Regions from separate parts of the Homo sapiens genome. Here region 1 is linked to region 2. A link is an interaction called in ENCODE POLR2A ChIA-PET data of the cell type or tissue named here. Cell type or tissue: B cell. All regions are shown on one strand. Each heading gives the region's core, and the rest is flanking DNA. Links, peaks and the distances in the headings are about the cores only. Region 1 overlaps BAX (BCL2 associated X, apoptosis regulator). Region 2 overlaps TULP2 (TUB like protein 2).

Region 1 (9,340 bases), core at 1-8,000, 66 kb after region 2:
GGTGAGGCGGGAGGCAGACGGGCGGGAGGAGGGCGAGCCCCCTCGCCGGCCCGTCCGGGATCCTTCCTACCGGCCTGGGGCTGTGCGATCTCCAAGCACTGAGGGGCAGAAACTCCCGGATCGGGCGCTGCCAGCCTCCAGTCCCCTCCGTCCTCGGAGGTTCCTGGCTCTCTGATCCCCGTGTCCCGATCCCTGCCTCTCTGGCGCTCTCGGACCCTCGAGAACCAGGGGATCTCGGAAGCCAAGCCCCCGGGCAGGCCCGGGCTTGTCGCCCGCACCACTTCCTGCCTCTGGCACTGGTGGGAGGGGCGGGTCTCGCCTCTGCCCCCTCAGGCCAGGGGTCTGGATGCATATAGCGTTCCCCTAGCCTCTTTCCCCGGGGAGAATGTAGGATACAGGCCCAGCCTCCTGGCCTTTCTCCATCAGGGACTCAGTTGTCTGGGCCCCCCCGTCACTTTATCTGCTAGGGTCCCAGAAGTCCAGGGTCCCCAGCTCTGTCCTCCCTCAGGGGCCGTGAGTCTCCACAGTCTCCTGATCCCCTAGAACCCAAGAGTCCAGGTACCTCTTCCCTTCCTTTCTCCTCTAGGGCCCACCAGCTCTGAGCAGATCATGAAGACAGGGGCCCTTTTGCTTCAGGGGTGAGTTTGAGGTCTGATTATTGTGGCACAGATTTGAGGAGTGACACCCCGTTCTGATTCTGCACCCTCACTCCATCCCCACTCTAGTTTCATCCAGGATCGAGCAGGGCGAATGGGGGGGGAGGCACCCGAGCTGGCCCTGGACCCGGTGCCTCAGGATGCGTCCACCAAGAAGCTGAGCGAGTGTCTCAAGCGCATCGGGGACGAACTGGACAGTAACATGGAGCTGCAGAGGTGTGGGCCCCTGAGGACCCAGAAGTCCAGCCACTGGGCTCCTTCAGGACACAGGACTCTCAGCCCCGCATTCTCCTCCTCCCCTAAGAACTAGGAGTCTGGGCCCCACAACTCAGCGCAAACATTCCGGACTCCCAGCCCTCCTCTCTGCCAGGATCTTAAAACCCTCCTTCAGGGAGTCATTTTTCCCACCTTCCTAAATGTCTGTCTTGTCCCCTTCCCTTGTCCCCCGTTGGCCTGTTGCTTTTCATTTCAGCCTGGCTTGGGGCTCAGTCTCCTTATCTTTAGTGTGCGGTGGATGCGGGAATTTTCCACCATCAGCCTGATGCCTGCTCCCCGGCACTGGTTCTCCTCTCTCCTGCAGGATGATTGCCGCCGTGGACACAGACTCCCCCCGAGAGGTCTTTTTCCGAGTGGCAGCTGACATGTTTTCTGACGGCAACTTCAACTGGGGCCGGGTTGTCGCCCTTTTCTACTTTGCCAGCAAACTGGTGCTCAAGGTGGGCAGCTGCAGGGCAGTGAGCCCAGGGATGCTCCCCCTCAGATCTGTGAGGACCTGGGGATCGTGGTATCAACCCCCTGCAGTGGCCCAGTGACCACAGAGGGCATGGAGAGAGATGGCTGTGCACTGGGTGTCTGCTCCTTCTTTTATTCATTCAACAAGCATTTACTGGACCTGCTATGTGCCAGGCCTATACCTGGCACCTGGGACACAGCACTGTACAAAGCAGGCTACATCCCTGCTCTCAGGGAGTTCACGTGCAGGGGTGAAGTAAAGTGGGCAGTGTGATTTAGCAGAGTGGTCAGGAAAGATTTCTATTTTTTTTTTTTTTTTTTTTGAGATGGAGTTTTGCTCTTGTTGCCCAGGCTTGAGTGCAATGGCATGATCTTGGTTCACTGCAACCTCTGCCTCCCAGGTTCAAGCGATTCTCCTGCCTCAGCTTCCTGAGTAGCTGGGATTATGGGTGTGCACCATTATCCCTGGCTTTTTTTTTTTTTTTTTTTTTTTTTGTATTTTTAGTAGAGACGGGTTTCACCATGTTGGTCAGGCTGGTCTTGAACTCCTGACCTCAAGTGATCCACCTGCCTTGGCCTCCCAAAGTGCTGGGATTACAGGCATGAGCCACCGCAACAAGCCAGGAAAGACTTCTAAGGGCAGGTGACATCAAAGAGCAGGTGACATTAAAGCCAAAGCTAGAATGATAAGAAGCATGCAGTGATCTATAGTGATCGGGGGGAAGAGGCATCTGGTAGAGGGAACAGCAAGTGCAAAGGCCCTGAGGTAGGACCAAGCCTCATCTTTTGACAGTAGGGAGGAGGCCAGTGCTGTTGGAACAGAGTGAACTGGGGAGAGGGTGGGAAAGGAAGGCACAGTTGGGCAGGGGCAGATTGTGTGGAGTTTTTCGGGCTGCTGGAAAGACTTTTTCTTTTCTTTTTTTTTTTTTTTTTTTTTTTTTTTGAGACAGAGTCTCACTTTGTTGCCCAGGCTGGAGTGCAATGGCGCCATCTCGGCTCACTGCAACCTCTGCCTCCCGGGTTCAAGTGACTCTCATGCTTTAGCCTCCCAAGTAGCTAGAATTACAGGCACACACCACCATGCCTGGCTAGTTTTTGTATTTTTAGTAGAGACGGAGTTTCGCCATGTTGGCCAGGCTGGTCTCAAACTCCTGGCCTCAAGTGATCCGCCCACCTTGGCCTCCCAAAGTGCTGGGATTACAGGCGTGAACCACTGCACCCAGCCTGGAAAGACTTTAACTTTACTCTGAGTGTGATGGGAGTGATTGGCTGGTTTTAAATACGGAAGCGACAAGACCTGATTTATAACTTTAAGAGATTATTCTAGCAAGTATAGATGCCCCTTGACTTGCAATGGTGTTACATCCTAGTAATCCCATCATAAATTGAAAATAACATAAGTTGAAAATGCATTCAATGCCCCGATAAACCCATAGTAAGGTCAAAATTGTAAGTCAAACCGTCATAAGTTGGGGACTGTCTGTATAGCAAAATGTTAATTGTAGAATCTAATTATAGGTGGCGGCTATATGGCTTTTAACTGTGAAATTCTTTTAACTTTTCATTATGAAGATTCTCATAAGAAAATGTGGTGGGGGTGGTGGTGAAATGCTCCTGGCTGTTGTTGGCCAAAAGAGATCATGAGGCACAAGGGCAGAAGCGAGGATCCTGGAGAGGTGGCACCTGTCATAGTCTTGCTGAAAGATGACAAGCCCTGGTGGTAGCAGCAGAGGTGCGGGGGGGGCATTTTTTTTTTTAAGAGGTAGGGTCTTGCTCTGTTGGCCAGGCTGGAGTGCAGTAGTGATCATAGCTCACTGCAGCCTCAAACCGCTGGGGTCAAGCAGTTCTCTCGCCTCAGTCTCCAGAGTAGCTGAGACTACAGGAGCATGCCACCACGCCCCACTAACTGTTGCATTAGTCTTTTTCTATAGAGACGGGGTCTCGCTATGTTGTCCAGGCTGGTCTCCAACAGGGAGGGATATTTCTTTTTGGAAGATTTTTTTTTTTTTTTTTTTTTTTTTTTGATACAGGGTCTCGCTCTGTTACCAAGGCTGGAATGCAGTGGCATGACCTTGGCTCACTGCAGTCTCCACCTCCTGGGTTCAAGCAATTCTACCTCAGCCTCCTGAGAAGCTGGGATTACAGGCTCTCCCCACCACACCAGCAAATGGGAGGGATATTTCTTTCTTTCTTTCTTTTTTTTTTTTCCTGAGACGGAGTCTCTCTCGGTTGCACCCAGGCTGGAGTGCAGTGGCGCGATCTCAGCTCACTGCAACCTCCACCTCCTGGGTTTAAGCGATTCTCTTGCCTCAGTCTCCCGAGTAGCTTGGGATTACAGGCGTCCGCCACCACACCCAGCTAATTTTTGCATTTTTAGTAGAGATGGGGTTTCACCATGTTGGCCAGGCTGGTCTCGAACTCCTTACCTCAGGTGATCCGCCTGCCTCGGTCTCCCAAAGTGCTGGGATTACAGGCGTGAGCCACCGTGCTCAGCTGAGAGGGATATTTCTTGATGTGTTTTCAAGATTGAGCTGATGGGGCCTGAACGTCCGAGATGAGGGGAATAGCAGTGCAGGTGATGGTGGCACCACCTACAGAGCGGGGATGATAGAATAGAAGTGGCCAGATAAAGGCTGCAGGAGAAGTCTTGGGAGTTGGGAGAGCAGGTCGGGGTCCATGGTCAGGGGTTGATCTTCTCTGGTCCAGAAAAGTCCTCTCTGGCTGGGCGTGGTGGCTCACGCCTGTAATCCCAGCACTTTGGGAGGCCGAGGCAGGGGGATCATGAGGTCAGGAGATCGAGACCATCCTGGCTAACATGGTGAAACCCCGTCTCTACTAAAAATACAAAAAATTAGCCGGGCATGGTGGTGGGCACTTGTAGTCCCAGCTACTCGGGAGGCTGAGGCAGAAGAATGGCGTGAACTGGGAGGCGGAGTTTGCAGTGAGCTGAGATTGCACCACTGCACTCCAGCCTGGAGCGACAGAGTGAGACTCCGTCTCAAAAAAAAAAAAAAAAAAAAAAGAAAAGTCCTCTCTGGGGAAGTGACATTTGCCCTGAGAGCTGAAGGGTAAGAATTTGCTTCGTCGAGGCCTGTTTAGGCGGAAACAGGAGTACATGAAGAAGTCCCGAGGCAGGAAGAATTTGATGGGAATTTAAAAAATTAAAAAAAAAAAAAAAAATGGGGCTGGGCATGGTGGCTCACACCTGTAATCCCGGCACTTTGGGAGGCTGAGGCATGCGGATCACCTAAGGCCAGGAGTTTGAGACCAGCCTGACCAACATGGTGAAACCTTGTCTGCACTAAAAATTCAAAAAAAAAAAAAAAAATAGCCCGGTGTGGTGGCGGATGCCTGTAATACCAGCTGCTTAGGAGGCTCAGGCAGGAGGATCACTTAAATCTGGGAGGCGGAGGTTGCAATGAGCCGAGACTGCACTATTGTACTCCAGCCTGGGCAACAAGATCAAAACTCTATCTCAAAAAAAAAAAAAAAAATTAGCCAGGCATGTTGGCAGGCACCTGTAATCCCAACCCTTTGGGAGGCTGGGGCAGGAGAATTGCTTGAACCCAGAAGGCAAAGCTTTCAGTGAGCCGAGATTGCGCCACTGCACTCCATCCTGGGTGTCAGAGCAAGACTCCATCTTAAAAAAAAAAAATGGAAGCAGCTCAGCGAGGCACAAAACAGGAAGTGGAAAGGTGGAGTGAGGTCAGGCCAAAGCCTGCACACAGGGCTTGTGGGCTGCACTGTGCCTTCGGGTCTTCATCCTGAGGGTACTGGGGAGCCACAGAAGGCTCAGGGGTGGGGCAGTTGAGAGTAACATTATCTTGTTTACAATTTTATTTTTTTTATTTATTTATTTTTTGAGACGGATTCTTGCTCTATTGTCCAGGCTGGCGTGAAATGGCGTGATCTGGGCTCACTGCAACCTCTGCCTCCTGGGTTCAAGCGATTCACCTGCCTCAGCATCCCAAGGAGCTGGGATTACAGGTGCCTGCCACCACACCCAGCTAATTTTTGTATTTATTTATTTTGAGATGGAGTTTTGCTCTTGTTGCCCAGGCTGGAGTGCAATGGCGCAACCTCGGCTCACTGCAACCTCCGCCTCCCGGGTTCAAGCAATTCTCCTGCCTCAGACTCCCAAGTAGCTGGGATTACAGGCATGTGCCACCACGCCCGGCTAATTTTGTATTTTTAGTAGAGATGGCATTACTCCGTATTGGTCAGGCTGGTCTTGAACTCCCGACCTCAAGTGATCCGCCTGCCTTGGCCTCCCAAAGTGCTGGGATTACAGGCATGAGCCGCCGCACCTGGCCATGTTTACAATTTTTGAAGCCGACTTCAATTGTGGGTGGCAGAAATCTTTGAGGGGAGGCAAAGAATTGACAAAGGAGGTTTGGGGCCACTATCTCCAGGCAGTGGGGACAAGGTTCAGTCCCTAACGCCCACTCCACTCCCCACAGGCCCTGTGCACCAAGGTGCCGGAACTGATCAGAACCATCATGGGCTGGACATTGGACTTCCTCCGGGAGCGGCTGTTGGGCTGGATCCAAGACCAGGGTGGTTGGGTGAGACTCCTCAAGCCTCCTCACCCCCACCACCGCGCCCTCACCACCGCCCCTGCCCCACCGTCCCTGCCCCCCGCCACTCCTCTGGGACCCTGGGCCTTCTGGAGCAGGTCACAGTGGTGCCCTCTCCCCATCTTCAGATCATCAGATGTGGTCTATAATGCGTTTTCCTTACGTGTCTGATCAATCCCCGATTCATCTACCCTGCTGACCTCCCAGTGACCCCTGACCTCACTGTGACCTTGACTTGATTAGTGCCTTCTGCCCTCCCTGGAGCCTCCACTGCCTCTGGAATTGCTCAAGTTCATTGATGACCCTCTGACCCTAGCTCTTTCCTTTTTTTTTTTTTCCCCACTGAGAAGGGGTCTCGCTATGTTGCCCAGGTTGGTCTCGAACTCCTGGCCTCAAGCGATCCTCCCGCCTCAGCCTCTCAAAGTGCTGGGATTACAGGTGTGAGCCACCATGCCTGGCCTGAGTCCAGCTCTTTAATGCCCGTTCATCTCAGTCCCCTGCCCGCAATCCTGCCTTCTGGCCTCCTCCGTCCCTGATCCCGCCTCTGCCTGCCCAGGGGCTGCCCCTGGCCGAGTCACTGAAGCGACTGATGTCCCTGTCTCCAGGACGGCCTCCTCTCCTACTTTGGGACGCCCACGTGGCAGACCGTGACCATCTTTGTGGCGGGAGTGCTCACCGCCTCACTCACCATCTGGAAGAAGATGGGCTGAGGCCCCCAGCTGCCTTGGACTGTGTTTTTCCTCCATAAATTATGGCATTTTTCTGGGAGGGGTGGGGATTGGGGGACGTGGGCATTTTTCTTACTTTTGTAATTATTGGGGGGTGTGGGGAAGAGTGGTCTTGAGGGGGTAATAAACCTCCTTCGGGACACACTTCGGCATCTGAGTCACTGGGCCTCTGCCCCGCTCCCCGGCACGTCAGGAGAGCAGGCCCTGTCCGCTGCCCCACGCCGGGCCCGCCGTCTGCTGGCCTAGAGATACCTGCTTGGGCCACTCAGGGACGTGGGGCTCTCTGCACTCACTTGACATCTTTTTCTGGGGTGCCCTGTGGGGTCTGTGGGTTAGGGATGAGTTGGTCCTGGGCCTGACCTGCAGGAGCTCACGGGAAAGGAAAAGAAGGGAGCTCACGGGAAAGGAAAAGGGAGCTCACGGGAAACGAGGGTGATAGGTGGTACATCTGTCGCAGCCCAGGATGATCTGTGCGGGACAGAGGCAGCGGCCTGTGAGGCCCAAGCAGGCGTGTGGGTAAGGGAAGAACAGCACGGCCGGCTGCAGAGCAAGCCTCCTCGGCCCGGGGACCACAGCCTGGCGTGTCACACGTGGGACCTCAGGAGGCCATACCTTTACCGAGCTGGAGAATGGGAGTGGGGGGAGGAGGGATGGGAGGACCAGAGGAGCAGGAAGGGCTCTGGAGCCTGGTGGTGAGGTCGCTGGAGGGTGGCAGGCTGAGGACACCAGGGCGAGGGCCCACGGGAGAGGCCTCCTGAGCTGGGCTGAGGACAGAGAGGAAGGGACCTGGCTGGCGACTGAGAGGCTGGAGGGCAGGGCAGAGGAGGAGGAACCTGGTCTGGCCCCACAGCTGGGTGGGGCCCCCCTGGAGAGGAACTGCCGGAAGAAGGTGCTGAGCTCAGAGGCCCAGTGACCTTAGACACAGGCGGAGCGAAGACAAGGGGGCTAGAGGATGTGGGTTCTCAGTCACAGGGTCTCTGGCACCCCCCTCTGGGTCTTTACCCCCTCCCATCTCTGGGTCTCTGTCCCCATGCTCTGGGTCTTTGCTTTCCGAGCCTCTGTTCCCACCCCACCTTTGGCCCTCTTTCTCTGGGCCTCTTTCCACCCCTGGCACCCAGACCTCTGGCCCCCTCTCTCTGGGTCTCTGTCCCCCCCTCTGGATCTCTGGCCCCCCATCTCTCTCTGGGTCTGTCCCCCGACCCTGAGTTTCTGTCTCCCTCTCTCTGGGTCTCTGTCCTCTCTCTGGCTGTCACTCTCTCTTGGGTCTCTGTACCTCCCCTCTCTCTGGGTCTCTTTCCCTCTCCCCGGTCTCTGTCCCCCGCCCCCGGGTCCCTGTCCCCGCCCCCCCAGGTCTCAGTCCTCCCTAGTCTCTGTCCCCTTCTCTCTGAGTCCCTGTCCCCCCTCTCTCTGGGTCTCTGTACCCCCTTCTCTGGATCTCTGTCCCCACCTCTCTCTGGATCTCTGTCCCCCACTCTGGATTTCTGTCCCCTCCCGCCGGGTCCCTCTGGGTCTCTATCCCCCCCACCCCTGGGTCTCTGTACCTCCCTGCCTCTGTCCCCCCCCACCTCTGTCCCCCCCTCTCTCTGGGTCTCTTTTCCCCTCCCTCTGGGTCTCTGCCCTCCTCTCTCTAGGTCTGTCCCCCTCCCCTCTCTCTCAGGGTCTCTGTACCCCTCTGTCTCCGGGTCTGTTTTCCCCTCTCTCTGGGTCTCTGTCCCCCTCTCTCTCAGGGTCTCTGTCTGAGTCTCTTTTTCTCTGGGCCTCTGTCTCCCCACCCCACGTTCTCTATGGTCTTCAGATCCTGTCTCTCTCAGCCCCTCCTCTCCCTCCACCTATGGGCCCCAAGGCCCCTCTCGGCCGACTAAAGGTCTCTGGGCTGAGGTATGACATTTGGTAAATGAGTAACTCGGGCCCCACAGTCAACGGGGTGCTTTGGACGGCTGCCCCTCCTCCATGGACTCTTCCCAGAGACCCCAAGTCAGGGGAGAGAGAGGGGCAGAGGATCAATGAGTGTACACTGAGCCACCACCCAGAGTGAGGGGACAATATGGCCACAGGCAGGATCCCAGAAAAAAAAAAATTATGGGAACCAAAAAGACACGGAGACAAAGCACACAGCCGGCTTCCAACAAGGGGGGACCTTGGGGTAGGGGGCCCGATTTGGGTCTGAGCCAGGTCTAGTTCTGAGGGTCCCACCAAAAAAGTCGGGGAGTGCCAAGGGGATGAGGTCAGCGAGTGGCCCCACCCCCATCCGTCCCCGCGGGGGCCCCTTCCCGCGCTGAGCTCAGCATGACTCAGCAGTCGCTGCCTGCAACAAGGACCCCAGATACCGGCCTGGCGGGGCATCTGCAGATCCCCTCGGTCAGGGGCTGCCCCGCCTGGGCTGTTCGGAGCAGCTCCTCTGTAGGGCAGGGCCTGACCTCACCCCACACCCCAGTGGCTTCAGCTCCCTGCCCAGCGCACGGGCTGCCTCCATCAGGGCACTTAAGTAGAGTCAAGGTTTGCGCCGACTCCGTCTCCCAGAAATCAACGTGGACCAGGCCCACTTAAAAAATATGCATTAGTCGAAGACAGACGTCTCGTCCATAGGTCCCCAGACTGTTTGTCCACAACGCAGGGCTTCTCTTTGTGGGCCTGAAGGAGCACACGT
Region 2 (15,395 bases), core at 6,900-14,899:
TTAGTCAGGATGGTCTCAATCTCCTGACCTCGTATCCGCCCGCCTCGGCCTCCCAAAGTGCTGGGATTACAGGTGTGAGCCACAGTGCCCGGCCTAATTTTTGTATTTTTAGTAGAGACAGGGTTTCACCATGTTGGCCAGGCTGTTCTTGAACTCCTGACCTCAGATGATCCACCCACCTCGGTCTCCCAAAGTGCTAGGATTATAAGCGGGAGCTACCGCGCCAGGCCGAGAATGGAGACTTTTAAGAGGCTGAGCGGTGCCCTTACTAAGCCAGAAACCCTGAGGGTGTGTAAACTACAATTCCCAATAGGCTTTGCAATAGGGTGGCATCTGCCCTGCCTAGAAAAACGCTCAAGTGATGATGGGAGATGTAGTTCCCTTCCGTTCACACCCTAACCCCCACCCCACCTGGCCCGGCTAAACTGGTTTCCAGGAGCTCACGGTGTTTGGGATCCACGATTTGGAAGTTCTTCACCGAAGCCCGAGTGACTCGACCATGGAAATTGAGCGTGTAGACACCGTTCTCCTTGTCCCACGACGGGGTTTTGTTGTGCAACAAAAGCAACCCTTGTTTGTCCCCACGTTGGTAACGACTCAGTAGCGACTCCTGTTCCTAGAAGGTAAAGAAGGGGCTGTGGTTTTCTCAGAGGCTTTCGAAACTCCATCTTGAACAGGGGCGACTCCATCTTGAACAGGGGCGACTCCATCTTGAACAGGGGCTGGGTAAAATGAGGATGAGACCTGCTGGGCTGCGTTCCCAGGAGGTTAGGCATTCTTAGTCACAGGATGAGACAGGAGTTTGACAGGACTGGTATCACAATGTTAGAAATGCTTGTTCCCCGGTGCAGTAAAGAAATAGCACTTGAGCATAAATTTAATTTCCTCAGCAAGGCCATTTTTTAACTTTCTGCAGAAAGGGTACACTCACCAGGAGTTTTGCCATGAGAGTACACTGAACAAAGGAGACAGGGTCATTTATAACCTGGCGCATCCACCCTACTGCCGTGTAGGGTTTCCATTGGCTGGAACGGGACCTCACGTTCTGTATTTGTCCCAATTGGCTAGCAACTTAGAACTTTTTAAAAGAGGGAAAAGCAGAAGAATACAAAGTAAGGAGGAAGTAACTTGTGGAATGTTGAGAAAGGTAAAAACACCTTCAAATAAGGAAGAGGAACAGGCTATGACCTAATGCTTGCTTGGACCGGTACAAGCATGCCAGGGCAAATATTTAGGGTAAATTGTGGGAGCTAAAAACGTAAAGTACACTGATTTCTTTATTATGGCTAACAGATATTTAAGAATGTTAGCACAGGTCTTTGAATAAATTTTGCTTGTAAGAGAGGTTACTGCCGGGCACGGTGGCTCACGCCTGTAATCCCAGCACTTTGGGAGGCCGAGGCGGGTGAATCACGAGGTCAGGAGATCGAGACCATCCTGACTAACACAGTGAAACCCCGGCTCTACTAAAAATATAAAAAATTAGACGGGCATGGTAGCGGGCGCCTGTAGTCCCAGCTACTCAGGAGGCTGAGGCAGGAGAATGGCGTGAGCCGGGGAGGTCGAGCTTGCAGTGAGCCGAGATCGCGCCACTGCACTCCAGCCTGGGCGACAGAGCAAGACTCTGTCTCAAAAAAAAAAAAAAAGAAAGAAAGAGAGAGTCTAAAAGAAGCAGGAACCCTCAGTTCTGGGAATTGCCCACCCCTTTCCCAGAAAATTAATGAATAATCCACCTCGTTTAGCATATAATCAAGAAATAACCATAAAAATAGCCAACCAGCTGGCCTCAAGGCTGCTTTGCCTATGGAGTAGCCATTCTTTTATTTCTTCTCTAATAAACTTGCTTTCACTTGACTCTACGGACTGGCCCCAAATTCTTTCTTGCCTGAGATCCAAGAACCCTCTCTTGGAGTCTGGATCAGACCCCTTTTTGGTAAGTTTGTTAACCTACCATCAAACCTTTTTTCTCCAGATGCAAATGTTTTGAGTCTCTAGTCTTTTACTCCCTGAGACATGGAAGGCTAACAAAGTCCTTCAGGCTTCATGTGACACCTGCAACCCACTGGCCTCCTCTTCCTCCTCTTCTTCTTCCTCCTCTGGGATCTAGGAGGACCGGCCCCAGCCCCTTCTCCATTGACCCAGAGATTCCTGATGTCAGGGACTCACATTTAGTGGCTGGACATTGATTCGCTGGTTCTGGCTGTTGGTTCCTGGGAGAATCACAGTCATTTTCCGAGGCCCCAGGTATCCTAAGACGTTGGGCTCCTGGGGGTATTACATTCCAGTTGGCCTGGTTCCTTCTTCTGACTATCCTACCCCATTCTCTCATCCCCAGGACACTCACATAACACACAGCCCCCAGCTCCTGTCTGATCCGGGCAGTATTCCTGGTTAAATGCTCCCGGTCAGGATTCACCCCATTGTCAAAGATGGTGAACTTGGTGCTGAAGACATTGGATCTGCTCCAGGAAGGGAATGGATAGAATAAAAATACTAAGTGTTACTCTTTGAGTAAGTGTCACTCATCGCATCGACTCTTCCCATCAATCCCCTATGTCTAAGACTATGTCCGAATGTCTAAGAATCATGTTCCTGGCTGGGCACAGGGGCTCACACCTGTAATCCCAGCACTTCAGGAGGCAGAGGCAGGAGGATAGCTTGAGCCTGGGCAAAATGGCAAAACTCCTTCTCTACAAAAAATAGAAAAATTAGTTGGGCGTGGCAGTTTGTGTCTATGGTCCCAGCTCTCAAGAGGCTGAGGTGGGAGGATCACCTGAGCCCCAGAGGTCAAGCCTCCAATGAGCCGTGATCTTGCCACTGCACTCCAGCCTGGGTGACAGAATGAAACCCTGTCTCTAAATAAATATATAAATAAATAAAAATAAATAATTAAATAAATGAGGCCGGGTACGGTGGCTCACACCTGTAATCCCAGCACTTTGGGAGGCCAAGGCGGGTGGATCATCTGTGGTTGGGAGTTCAAGACCAGCCTGACAGACATGGAGAAACCCCGTCTCTACTAAAAATACAAAATTAGCCAGGCGTGGTGGTGCATGCCTGTAATCCCAGCTACTCAGGAGGCTGAGGCAGGAGAATTGCTTGAACCTGGGAGGCGGAGGTTGTAGTGAGCCGAGATTACGCCATCGCACTCCAGCCTGGGCAACAAAAGTGAAACTCTGTCTCAATAATAATAATAATAATTAAATAAATGAAACAACCATGTTTCCAGCATCCATGGTCCCAGGCCCCCTCATTTCTTGGGTGAGCCATGTACTTTATGTAGCCTCCCTATTTTATTTAAAGGGCCCTTTAGGAACCCTCTTTTTTTTTTTTTTTTTTTTTTTTTTCTGTTGCCCAAGCTGGAGTGCAGTGGCTCAATCTTAGCTTACCAAGACCTCTGCCTCCTGGGATCAAGTGATTCTCCTGCATCAGCCTCCCAAGTAGCTGGGATTACAGGTTCACGCCACTATGCCTGGCTAATTTTTGTATTTTTGGTAGAGACGGGGTTTCACCATGTTGGCCAGGCTGGTCTCAAGCTCCTGACCTCAAGTGATCCTCCCGCCTCTGCCTCCCAAAGTGCTGAGATTATAGGCGTGAGCCACCTCGCCACTCCCTCTACCTTTTTGGATGCAATAATTCACACATTCCAGGCCTCTTTTCCCACAGAAAGTTAGGAATCCCAGTCCCTTGCCTGTCAAGGAGTCAAATGCCTTAAATGCCAGCCTACGTTCCAAACCCTTCAGTTCTTCTGGTCCCTGAGCAGGTGGAAGGTATGCTCTGTGGCCTGCTGGGAAATGGAGTCCCCCTGTCCCTAAGCTCCCTGCTACCTGCTCCTCACCACATGTCAGAGCTCTACCCACCTGACTTTGCCCACGAAATTGTCCCCGTCCCGAGATAGGTGTGTAGGATCCAGGGAGATGAGGTAATTAGAAGTTTTGCTCCTTCTTCTCTTTCGCCCAGCCAGGAGGAAGCGCTATGGATGAGAGGAACAGTCCATTAGAATGGACTTCTGGATGCTGGGTGTGGTGGCTCATGCCTGTAATCCCTGCACTTTGGGAGGCTGCGGCGGGCAGATCACTTGAGGACAGGAGTTCGAGACCAGCCTGGCCAACATGGTGAAACCCCGTCTCTACTAAAAATAAAAAAAATTAGCCAGGCGTGGTAGTGCGTGCCTATAGTCCCAGCTAGTAGGGAGGCTAAGGCAGGAGAATTGCTTGAACCCAGGGGGCAGAGGTTGCAGTGAGCTGAGATCGCACCACTGCACTCCAGCCTGGGCAATAGACTGAGACTCCATCTCAAAACAAAAATAAAAAATAATGAAAGAAAAATGGACTTCTGGAAGCTGGTTAGAGCCAGGGGTCCAAAGACAAGGAAACGTCATGTCCCATGATAGAGGAGCCAGTGATGGCACAACAAGCTTCTCAAGACTTACTGGGAGGCCGGGCACAGTGGCTCATGCCTGTAATCCCAGCACTTTGGGAGGCCCAGGCGGGCAGATCACGAGGTAAGGAGATTGAGACCATCCTGGCTAACACGGTGAAACCCCGTCTCTACTAAAAATACAAAAAATTAGCCAGGCGTGGTGGCGGGCGCCTGTAGTCCCAGCTACTCAGAAGGCTGAGACAGGAGAATAGCGTGAACCTGGGAGGCGGAGCTTGCAGTGAGCCGAGATCGCGCCACTGCACTGGGCGACAGAGCAAGACTACGTCTCAAAAAAAAAAAAAAAAGACTTACTGGGAAATGTGGTTCTCACTGAGGGAAGCCATCAGCTGGGTCCTGAATGGAAGCTTCCTATCTTAATATCTCCTCCTCATTCCTTCTGCCTATGGGTCCAGAGTTGAAGCTTAGCCCAGGAAGGGTCTGGCTTTGGAGAATGGGGAGCACCCTCACTTGCAATATTGCAGCAGGACTTTGGTAGGCGTTTCACCAAGAAAAATGGGTTTGGTTGGCTCTGAGTAGGGCAAAAAACCTCTTTCTAGGGGGAGAGAGGATACCCCGAGGAGAGGAGACCATACTTGCAGGGTAAAGGCCAGAAAGACTAGATTGAGAGAAGTGGGGCTTGGATCTGGAAAGACAAACCAGGGGAGGGACCTGGTTGCTGGGGGCAGGATTTATCTCAGGATTGAGTGAGGCCTGATAGCTTATAGCAAGAAAGGCTCAGTGAGGGAGGGTCCAGACTATTTTTTTTTTTTTGACACAAGATCTCCACCTCCTGGACTCAAGCCATTTTCCCTCAGCCTCAGCCTCCCAAGTAGCTGGGACTACAGGTGGGCACCACCAGGCCTGGCTAATTTTTTTTTTTTTTTTGTAGAGACAGGGTTCCACCTTGCTGCCCAAGCTGATCTGGAACTTGTCAGCTCAAATGATCCACCTGCCTTGGCCTCCAAAATGCTGAGATTACAAGCGTGAACCACCGTGCCCGGCCTTTTTTTTTTTTTTTTGAGATGGAGTTTCGCTCTTTCACCCAGGCTGGAGTGCAGTGGTGTGAGATCTCAGCTCATTGCAACCTCCGCCTTCGAGTTTCAAGCATTCTCCTGCCTCAGCCTCCTGAGTAGCTGGGATTACAGGCGCCCACAACCACGCCTGGCTAACTTTTGTATTTTTTAGTAGAGACGATGTTTCGCCTTGTTGGCCAGGCTGGTCTCGAACTCCTGACCTTGTGATCTGCACGCCTCGGCCTCCCAAAGTGCTAGGATTACAAGTGTGAGCCACCGCGCCCAGCCCTTTTTTTTTTTTTTTTTTTTTTTTTTTTTTTTATGCAGAGTCTAACTCTGTCGCCCAGGCTGGAGTGCAGTAGCGTGATCACATCTCACTGCAGCCTTGAACTCCCAGGCTCAAGCAATCCTCTCACCTCAGCCTCCCGAGTAGCTTGGACTACAGGCACATACCACCATGCCCAACCAATTTTGTATTTTTTGTAAAGACGGGGTTTTGCCATGTTGTTCAGGCTGGTCTTTTTTGTGTTTGTTGGTTGGTTTTTTGTTTTTTGAGATGGAGTCTTCCTCTGTCGCCTAGGCTGGAGTGCAGTGATGCAATCTCGGCTCACTGCAACCTCCGCTTCCCAGGTTCAAGCGATTCTCCTGTCTCAGCCTCCTGAGTAGCTGGGACTACAGGCGCCTGCCACCACTCCCGGCTAATTTTTGTATTTTTAGTGGAGACGGGGTTTCACCATATTGGTCAGGCTGGTCTTGAACTCCGGACCTCAGGTGATCCACCCGCTTCAGCCTCCCAAAGTGCTGGGATTATAGGCGTGAGCCACTGTGCCCAGCCCCAGGCTGGTCTTGACCTAGCTCAGAAAGGAGTGGGATTTTGCCTGGGAGGTGGGGGCTTACTCCCAAAGCTGTTGGGCTGGCTTACTGCACCTGCAGGCTGTCAGAGGTCTCCAGGTAGAGGTAGTAGAGGGGGAACAAGCCCTTGTCCACGCCGTGCTTGTCACGGGTGAGGTAGCACTGCATCATGGTGCCCGGGAGCGCTGGCCGCAGCACGTAGGCTTCCATGTCCTCCTCCAGCCCAGGGCAGGGGGAGCGGATTGCCAAGGAGGCTTCGTGCCTCATATGGTCGCTGTCCGTGCCACCCTCGCCTTTCAGGGCCTTGGACAACTCTTCGTTGTGTGCTGCTGAGGAGTTCGTCCCTGTAGACTCAGAGGCCTCTCTCTTCTTTTCCAAGTCTTCTTCCTAGCCCAGGCACCAAATTTAAAGTCGAGGGACAACCACCGGCCCAGCCTTGCTTACTACTGATTGACCATCCCAGCCCTAGGGTCCCGCCCTTGCCCATCCACATTTTCTGCTTATTGGTCAAAAATCTCATTCAGTCCACCCAGTCACGCCCTCCTCTGTTGACTGGCCAGTCTATTCGCTTTCCTCTGCAGCCACACGCATTCCACCTGCTGATTGGAAAATTCCTTTCTGAAAGCAAGGCCCATTCCGTTAAAATGGCTGTTAGTTTGATCTAGATAACATAATACAGCCCAGATCTACCCTCAAGAGAAACCATCTACTGCACTTTCACCAACACCAAAGTGAGTGCCAGTTGGCCCTTTTCTTTTATTTTTTAAGACAGAGTTTCGCTCTGTCGCCCAGGCTGGAGTGCAGTGACTCGATCTCGGTTCACTGCAACCTCTGCCTCCCAGGTTCAAGCAATTCTCCTGCCTCAGCCTCCCAAGTAGCTAGGATTACAGGCTTTCGCCACCACGCCCAGCTAATTTTTGTATTTTTAGTAGAGACGGGGCTTCACCAAGTTGGCCAAGCTGGTCTGGAACTCCTGACCTCAGGTGATCTGCCTGCCTCGGCCTTCCAAAGTGCTGGGATTACAGGCGTGAGTCACCGTTCCTGGCCTGCAACTGGCCCTTTTCGATCAGTGTTCTGCCCTTTCTGAAGCTCGCTGTCTTTCCATGGCTGCACCTATTTTTTTTTTTTTTTGGACAGTCTCACTCTGTCTCCCGGGCTGGAGTGCAATCTCAGCTCACTGCAACCTCCGCCTCCCAGGTTCAAGTGATTCTCCTGCCTCAGCCTCCTGAGTAGTTGGGATTACTGGCGTGCGCCACCACACCTGGCTAATTTTTGTATTTTACTAGAGACAGGGTTTCACCACGTTGGCCAGGCTGGTCACGAACTCCTGACCTCAAGTGATCTGCCCACCTCAGCCTCCCAAAGTGCTGGGATTACAGGCGTGAGCCACCATACCATAAGCTGTATTTTAATGGCCATGTCCATGTCAAGTCAAATCCTCTGATTTGATGAATGGTACACACACACACATGCACGCACGCACGCACGCACGCACACACACAAGTCTCTGCCAGCTTAATCACCACCAGGAAAAAGAGCTTCTGATTGGGTGGCAGAATTTTAGCCCCACCCTCACCAGAGGTCCGAGGCTAGCCCTCTTCTTCCAATATCCTGAGTGATTGTGCATTTTCCTACCTTTTGGAAGGCCAAGTTTTCATATACACAGTCACCATCCATTCCAGGGTTTGGTCCCATATTGGGTGACTTGTGTGCATCTCCCATATCCTGGGAGTCACTCTCACCCTCTGCACGGGTCCCTAATGTGGGGAAAAGCAAGAGAGATCAGATTGTTACTGTGTCTGTGTAGAAAGAAGTAGACATAGGAGACTCCATTTTGTTCTGTACTAAGACAAATTCTTCTGCCTTGGGATGCTGTTAATCTATAACCTTACCCCCAACCCCGTGCTCTCTGAAACATGTGCTGTGTCCACTCAGGGTTAAATGGATTAAGGGCGGTGCAAGATGTGCTTTGTTAAACAGATGCTTGAAGGCAGCATGCTCCTAAAGAGTCATCACCACTCCCTAATCTCAAGTACCCAGGGACACAAACACCGCGGAAGGGCGCAGGGACCTCTGCCTAGGAAAGCCAGGTATTGTCCAAGATTTCTCCCCATGTGATAGTCTGAAATATGGCCTCGTGGGAAGGGAAAGACCTGACCGTCCCCCAGCCCGACACCCGTAAAGGGTCTGTGCTGAGGAGGATTAGTATAAGAGGAAGGCATGCCTCTTGCAGTTGAGACAAGAGGAAGGCATCTGTCTCCTGCCCGTCCCTGGGCAATGGAATGTCTCGGTATAAAACCCGATTGTACGTTCCATCTACTGAGATAGGGAAAAACCGCCTTCGGGCTGGAGGTGGGACATGCGGGCAGCAATACTGCTTTGTAAAGCATTGAGATGTTTATGTGTATGCATATCTAAAAGCACAGCACTTGATTCTTTACCTTGTCTATGATGCAAAGACCTTTGTTCACGTGTTTGTCTGCTGACCCTCTCCCCACTATTGTCTTGTGACCCTGACACATCCCCCTCTCGGAGAAACACCCACAAATGATCAATAAATACTAAGGGAACTCAGAGGCTGGCGGGATCCTCCATATGCTGAACGCTGGTTCCCTGGGTCCCCTTATTTCTTTCTCTATACTTTGTCTCTGTGTCTTTTTCTTTTCCAAGTCTCTCGTTCCACCTAACGAACCCACAGGTGTGGAGGGGCAACCCACCCCTTCACCTAAAGGATGAAAGAAGCCTGGACTAAGCTCAGGACAGCTGGATCCCAGGAGTGTGGGACACCATCATCAGTGCTAGCCAGAGATGGCCAGAACTCCTGGGTTCTCAGTCCCTACTCATGACTCAGCGCCCTCACTTGCAACAACCTCCTCCTCCTCCAGGTGCACGGAAGTCTACAAGGGCCAGAGTTTCTGATTACCCTGGATCTAAGGACAGGGAGGGGTTAGGGTCTTTCCTTTTCCTTATCTCAGACAAAGCATCACAGAGACTGAAGATGGGGGGATGGAGTTTGGGGTGATAATAATTCTGTCATTGAAATCATTGGCCATCTCATGAAAATAAAAGGAAACGTCACCACAATGGAATATTATAAGGGAATAAAAAGGAATGAAGTACTGATAATACTACCACACGGATGAACCTTAAAATTTTATGGCCGGGCACGGTGGCTCACGCCTGTAATCCCAGCACTTTGGGAGGCCGAGGCGGGCGGATCACGAGGTCAGGAGATCGAGACCATCCTGGCAAACATGGTGAAACCCCGTCTCTACTAAAAATACAAAAAAAAAAAAAAAATTAGCCGGGTGTGGTGGCCGGCGCCTGTAGTCCCAGCTACTTGGGAGGCTGAGGCAGGAGAATGGTGTGAACCCGGGAGGCGGAGCTTGCAGTGAGCCGAGATTGTGCCACTGCACTCCAGCCTGGGCAACAGGGCGAGACTCCGTCTCAAAAAAAAAAAAAAAATTTGTTAGGTGGGCCAGGGGCGGTGGCTCATGCCTGTAATCCCAGCACTTTGGGAGGCGGAGGTGGGCGGATCACGAGGTCAGTAGTTCAAAATCAGCCTGGCCAACATAGTGAAACCGGTCTCTACTAAAAATACAAAAATTAGCAGGGCGTGGCAGCGTGCACCTGCAGTTCCAGCTACTCAGGAGGCTGAGGCAGGAGAATCGCTTAAACCCAGCCAGGCAGAGGTTGCAGTGAGCCGAGATCGTGCCACTGCGCTCCAGCCTGAAGGGGGCCTGCCCCTCCACACCCGTGGGTATTTCTCGCAAGGTGGAGACGAGCGGCTGAGAGAAGAAAGAAGACACAGAGACAAAGTATAGAGGAAGAAAAGTGGGCCCAGGGGACCAGTGCTCCGCAAGTGAGGACCCGCACCAGCGCTGATCTCTGAGTTCCCTCAGTATTTATTGATCACTATCTTTACTATCTTGGTGAGGGGAATTTGGTGTGACTATAGGGTGATGGTGGGGAGAGGGTCAGCAGGAAAACATGTGAACAAAAGACTCTGTGTCATAAATAAGTTTAAGGAAAGGTGCTGTGCCTGGATGTGCACATAGGCTGGATTTATGTTTAACTTTACATAAACATCCCAGTGCAGTAAAGAGCAGTATTGCCGCCATGATGTCTCGCCTCCAGCCATAAGGTGGTTTTCTCCTATCTCAGAATAGAATGTATGGTCGGTTTTACACTGAGTCATTCCATTTCCAGAGACGTGCAGGAGACAGATGCCTCCTTCTTATCTTAACCGCATGGAGGCCTTTCTCTCTCACTAATCCTCCTCAGCACAGACCCTTTACGGGTGTCGGGCTGGGGGACCGTCAGGTCTTTCCCTTCCCACGAGGCCATATCTCAGGCTGTCTCAGTCGGGGAAATCCTGGACAATGCCCAGGCTTCCTTGGGCAGGGGTCCCTGCAGCCTTCCACAGTGTGTTATGTTTCTGGTTAATAGAGAATGGAGAATGGCAATGACTTTCACAAAGCATACTGCCTGCAAAACCATTTTTACCAAAGCACATCCTGCCCAGCCCTAAATCCCTTAAAACTTGAGTCAATATAACACATGTTTCTGTGAGCACAGGGTTGGGACAAGAGTTGCAGATTAACAGCATCTCAAAGCAGAACAGTTTTTCTTTTTTTTTTTGGGGGGGGGACGGAGTCTTGCTCTGTCACCCAGGCTGGAGTGCAGTGGCGCGATCTCAGCTCACTGCAAGCTCTGCCTCCCGGGTTCACGCCGTTTTACTGCCTCAGCCTCCCGAATAGCTGGGACTACAGGCGCCCACCACCGCAACCGGCTAATTTTTTGTATTTTCAGTAAACGTGGGGTTTCACTGTGGTCTCGATCTCCTGACCTCGTGATCCGCCCGCCTCGGCCTCCCAAAGTGCTGGGATTACAGGCGTGAGCCACCGCGCCCAGCCAGCAGAACAGTTTTTCTTAGTACAGATCAAAATGGAGTTTCTTATGTCTTCCTTTTTCTACATAGACAAAGTAACGATCTGATCTCTCTTTCTTTTCCCCACACAGCCTAGGTGACAGAGTGAGACTCCGTCTCAAAAAAAAAAAAAATCATTAGGTGAATGAGGTGAATGAAGACACACGGTGGCTCACACCCGTAATCCCAGCACTTTGGGAAGCCAAGGTGAGAGGATCACTTGAGCCCAGGAGTTCAAGACCAGCCTAGGCAACATAGTGACACACCATCTCAAAGCAAAAGAGGCCAGGTGCATTAGCTCACGCCTGTAATCCCAGCACTTTGGGAGGCCGAGGCAGGCAGATCACAAGTTCAGGAGTTTGAGACCAGCTGTGCCAACATGGTGAAACCCTGTCTCTACTAAAAAACACAAAAAATTAGCCGAGCATGGTGGCACGCGCCTGTAACCCCAGCTACTCGGGAGGCTGAGGCAGGAGAATCGCTTGAACCCAGAAGGCAGAGGTTGCAGTGAGCTGAGATCGCGCCATTGCATTCCAGCCTGGGAGACAGAGCAAGACTCTGCCTCAAGAAAAAAAAAAAAAAAGGAATTGAAGAAAGAAGCCACATACAAAAGACCACATATGTATACGATTCCATTTGTGTGAAATGTACAGAATAGCCAAATCTAAGAAGACAGTGGAGGTTGGTGGTTGCCAAGGGCTGGGGTAAATGGAAAAGGGGTGACTGCTAATTGATGCACTATTTCTTTCTTTCTTTTTTTTTTCCTTGAGACAAAGTCTCGCTCTTTCACCCTGGCTGGAATGCAGTAGCCTGATCTCAGTTTACTGCAACCTCTGTCTCCTGGGTTCAAGCAATTCTTCCACCTCAGCCTCCCCAGCAGCTAGGATTACAGGTGCATGCCACCACGCCCAGCTAATTTTTGTATTTTTAGTAGAGACTGGGTTTCACCATGTTGGCCAGACTGGTCTTGAACTCCTGACCTCAGGTGATCCACCCACCTTTGCCTCCCAAAGTGCTGGGATTACAGGCGTGAGCCACCGCGCCCAGCCATGATGCAGGATCTCTATCTGGGGTGATACAAATGTTCTAAAATTGATTGTGGTGACGGTTGCAGAATTATATAAATATAGTTAGCTTCTCGTATCCTACAGGCTCCACATCCCCACTGCTGACCCAAAATATTCAGGAAAGAAATTGAAAAACAACAAGATGACAATAAATAACAGAACCAATTTTTTTTTTCTTTGAGACAGAGTATTGCTCTGTCACCCAGGCTGGAGTACAGTGGCATGATCTCGGCTCACTGCAACCTCGGCCTCCTGGGTTCAAGTGACTCTCTTGCCTTGGCCTCCGGAGTATCTGGGATTACAAGCCTGCACCCCCTTGCCTGGCTAATTTTTGTATTTTTAGTAGAGACATGGTTTCGTCACGTTGGCCAGGCTCGTCTCAAATTCCTGGACTGAAGTGACCAACCAGCCTCAGCCTCCCAAAGTGCTGGAATTACAGGCACTTTATTTTTAAAAATTTTTTTAAATAACATATAACAGCTATTTACGGGCCAGGCATGATGGTTTATGCCTGTAATCCCAGCACTTTGGGAGGCTGAGGTGGGTGGATCATGAGGTCAGGAGTTTAAGACCAGTCCGGCCAGCATGGTGAAACCCCATCTTTACTAAAAATACAAAAATTAGCTGGGCGTGGTGATGCGCACCTGTAGTCCCAGCTACTTGGGAGGCTGAGGCAGGAGAATAGCTTGAACCTAGGAGGCGGAGGTTGCAGTGAGCCAAGATCACGCCACTGCACTCCAGCCTAGGCGACAGAGTGAGACTCCCTCCCAACAACAACAGCAACAAATATTTACATTGCATTTATACTGTATTAGGTATTATAAGTTATCTAGAGATGACTTACAGTATATGGGGGGATGTTCATAGTTTATATGCAAATTTTACACCATTTTATATAAGGGACTTTGGCGTCTGCGGATCTTGGTATCTGTGGGGTTCCTGGAACACATCACCTGCAGATACCGAGGGGCGACCGTGTACTGGAAACCATGGAATTGTGAACTTTAAATGGGTGACTTGTATGGTTTGTGAATTATACTTCAGTGAAGCTGCTGCCTAAGAAAGGGGAAGATTTGCTGCATGAACCAGGAGATCCCAGGTTTCACCCCAATGTCCCCTAAATTACCAGGTCGTTGGTGGGCTTGCCAACCCTTGCGTCGGATTCTCGGAGACTGTTTAAAAGGTGGGGGAGAGACGGAACCATTCTCCACGGAGACTTCCTCCAATTCTGCATCGGAATTGTCTGGGAGCCAGGATAAGAAAGGGGACTGGAGACCGAGATTCCTGAACACTGAGGAAGGAAGGAGGGGAGAGTTGGATTTCTGGATGCTGCAGGAGGAGGCGGCTCAGGACCTGAACTCCTTGGTGTGAGGAAGGAGTGGGTGCGGTCCTGAGCTCCTGAGTATTTTGGACAGATGGATTGAGGCACCAGACTCCTGGGTTTTAGTGGGGACGGAGTTCTGGGGTCTAGGAGGTCGGTGGACTCGCAAATACCTGCTTCTGTCCGCGGTGTCGGGAGGCCGCGCTCGCCCCTGCCGTCTCCACCACAGCTCACGGTGCCCAGGGCACTGTGGATGCCAGAGGGCAGATGTGCCTCTGACACTTTCTTCCGGAGGAAAGGGTTCCCAAGGCCTGGGAGAAGGTTCAGCGAGCCCATGAAAACGATCTACAAATTCCGGTCCTCAACCAAAATCCACCCCGTCACTGGGCTCCCAAATATCACCCCCGCCAGGCGCCGTGGCTCACGCCTGTAATCCCAGCACTTTGGGAGGCCGAGGCAGGCGGATCACCTGAGGTCGGGAGTTCGAGACCAGCCTGACCAACATGGAGAAACACCGTCTCTACTAAAAACACAAAATTAGCCGGGCTTGGTGGCGCATGCCTGTAATCACAGCTACTCGGGAGGCTGAGGCAGGAGAATCGCTTGAACCCGGGAGACGGAGGTTGCGGTGAGCCGATATCCTGCCATTGTACTCCAGCTTTGGCAACAAGAGCTAAACTCCGTCTCAAAAAAGAAAAAAAAATCACCCTGTTTCGCGGACCGCCCAAACCTTGAGACCCAGGTCCCAAACTGCATCCTAAGCCTCAAACAAGCACAGCCCTGCCGCTGGATTGTTGCGGGCTCCGCACGTAAAGAATCTCGCGCCAGGCTCTCGTAATGAGACCGCGCCCCGCCCCGGACCCCTAGACCCCGTCTCCGCAATCCCGGGTTTGGGGTGGGGGTCCCGGCTTTCCCAGGCTCCACCACCGAGCTCTGCCAAGCCCAATCATCACATTCTCTTGCCCCTTTCCCCTGCTAGTTGTACCATGCCCCGCCCCTGCGCTCTGTAGCCCTGCCCCGAACCCCTCCCTCACAGGTCCTGCCGCGGGGGGCCCCCACAAGCCTCTCCCCTGGGCGCCCACAGGCCCTGTTCTAAAGCTCTCCTGGGCCAAGGCCCGCCCCCATCCACTGCCAAGTCCCCACCCTAAGGCTCCACCCCTTCATCCACTAGGCCCCGCCCACAGACTCCCACAGGCCCCTCCCCTCCAGGCGAACGCCCCCAGGGGTCTTTGGTCACCTCTGTCACCTAAAAGGCGCTCCTCCCGCAGACAAGAGCGCCAAAGCCACGGGGAAGCGTCAGGATTGGCCTGAACCATGAGGAGCTCCTGGCGCTTCTGTCGCTGCTTCTTTTCAAACAGCCGCCGCTGGGGAGATGGGAGAGGTGGGTGTCCGGGACAGGAACCAGATGGGAAGACAGAAGTGAGGTGGGGCCTGGGGCAAGGGCTCGCATCGGCGCGAGAGTTCGTGAACCCCTTCCTCCACTGGGGCCCACACGTCCAGGCCCTCAGTTCTTCAGCAGCTCCTCCCTTATTCCACCGTTGGACTCAGATCCAAGAGTCCTGACACCCTGTCCTCTCATCCCCCAGGACCCAGGAGTCCTGCCTTCTAGAAGCCTTGTTCCTTAGAAATTCATCACAAGGGTTTGTTTGCTTCTTTAGAACCCCCAATTCCTATTTTCTTTTCTTTTTCCTTTCTTACTTTTTTTTTTTCTTTTTGAGACAGAGTCTGGCTCTATCGCCCAGGCTGGAGTGCAGTACCACGATCTCCGCTCACTGCAGCCTCCGCCTCCC

What was found. Peaks named below come from ENCODE experiments on the same cell type or tissue, not always from the same donor. Only the 100,000 strongest peaks of a DNase experiment are listed, where the experiment ranks them.
Region 1: POLR2A ChIA-PET joins it to region 2 with 11 read pairs; 30 of 35 experiments call an interaction of 5 or more read pairs at or near these places.

Annotation. Positions count from the first base shown.
Region 1 is chr19:48,954,962-48,964,301 of GRCh38, forward strand. It overlaps BAX (BCL2 associated X, apoptosis regulator), which reads left to right. Exons shown (of 6, transcript NM_138761.4): 1 at 1; 2 at 587-638; 3 at 726-872; 4 at 1,237-1,372; 5 at 5,849-5,953; 6 at 6,571-6,837. The coding sequence ends at 6,675. Among named protein-coding and RNA genes, the nearest start is that of BAX, 4.8 kb to the left of the region's middle. RefSeq lists enhancers at 1-161, 162-729, 179-388, 8,929-9,038, silencers at 1-58, 7,238-7,407 and cis regulatory regions at 7,287-7,807, 8,747-9,247. In B cell, for the core only: no CTCF peak of the experiment used is centred there; a DNase peak (open chromatin) is centred at 7,540; H3K4me3 peaks cover 1,279 bases; H3K27ac peaks cover 2,034 bases.
Region 2 is chr19:48,881,588-48,896,982 of GRCh38, forward strand. It overlaps TULP2 (TUB like protein 2), which reads right to left. Exons shown (of 13, transcript NM_003323.3): 4 at 14,843-14,969; 5 at 13,779-13,916; 6 at 13,411-13,575; 7 at 7,923-8,044; 8 at 6,363-6,674; 9 at 3,861-3,973; 10 at 2,345-2,459; 11 at 2,167-2,265; 12 at 445-616. Among named protein-coding and RNA genes, the nearest start is that of TULP2, 9.5 kb to the right of the region's middle. RefSeq lists enhancers at 5,971-6,865, 13,289-14,104 and a silencer at 14,531-14,670. In B cell, for the core only: no CTCF peak of the experiment used is centred there; DNase peaks (open chromatin) are centred at 10,004, 14,364 and 14,834; H3K4me3 peaks cover 431 bases; H3K27me3 peaks cover 1,907 bases.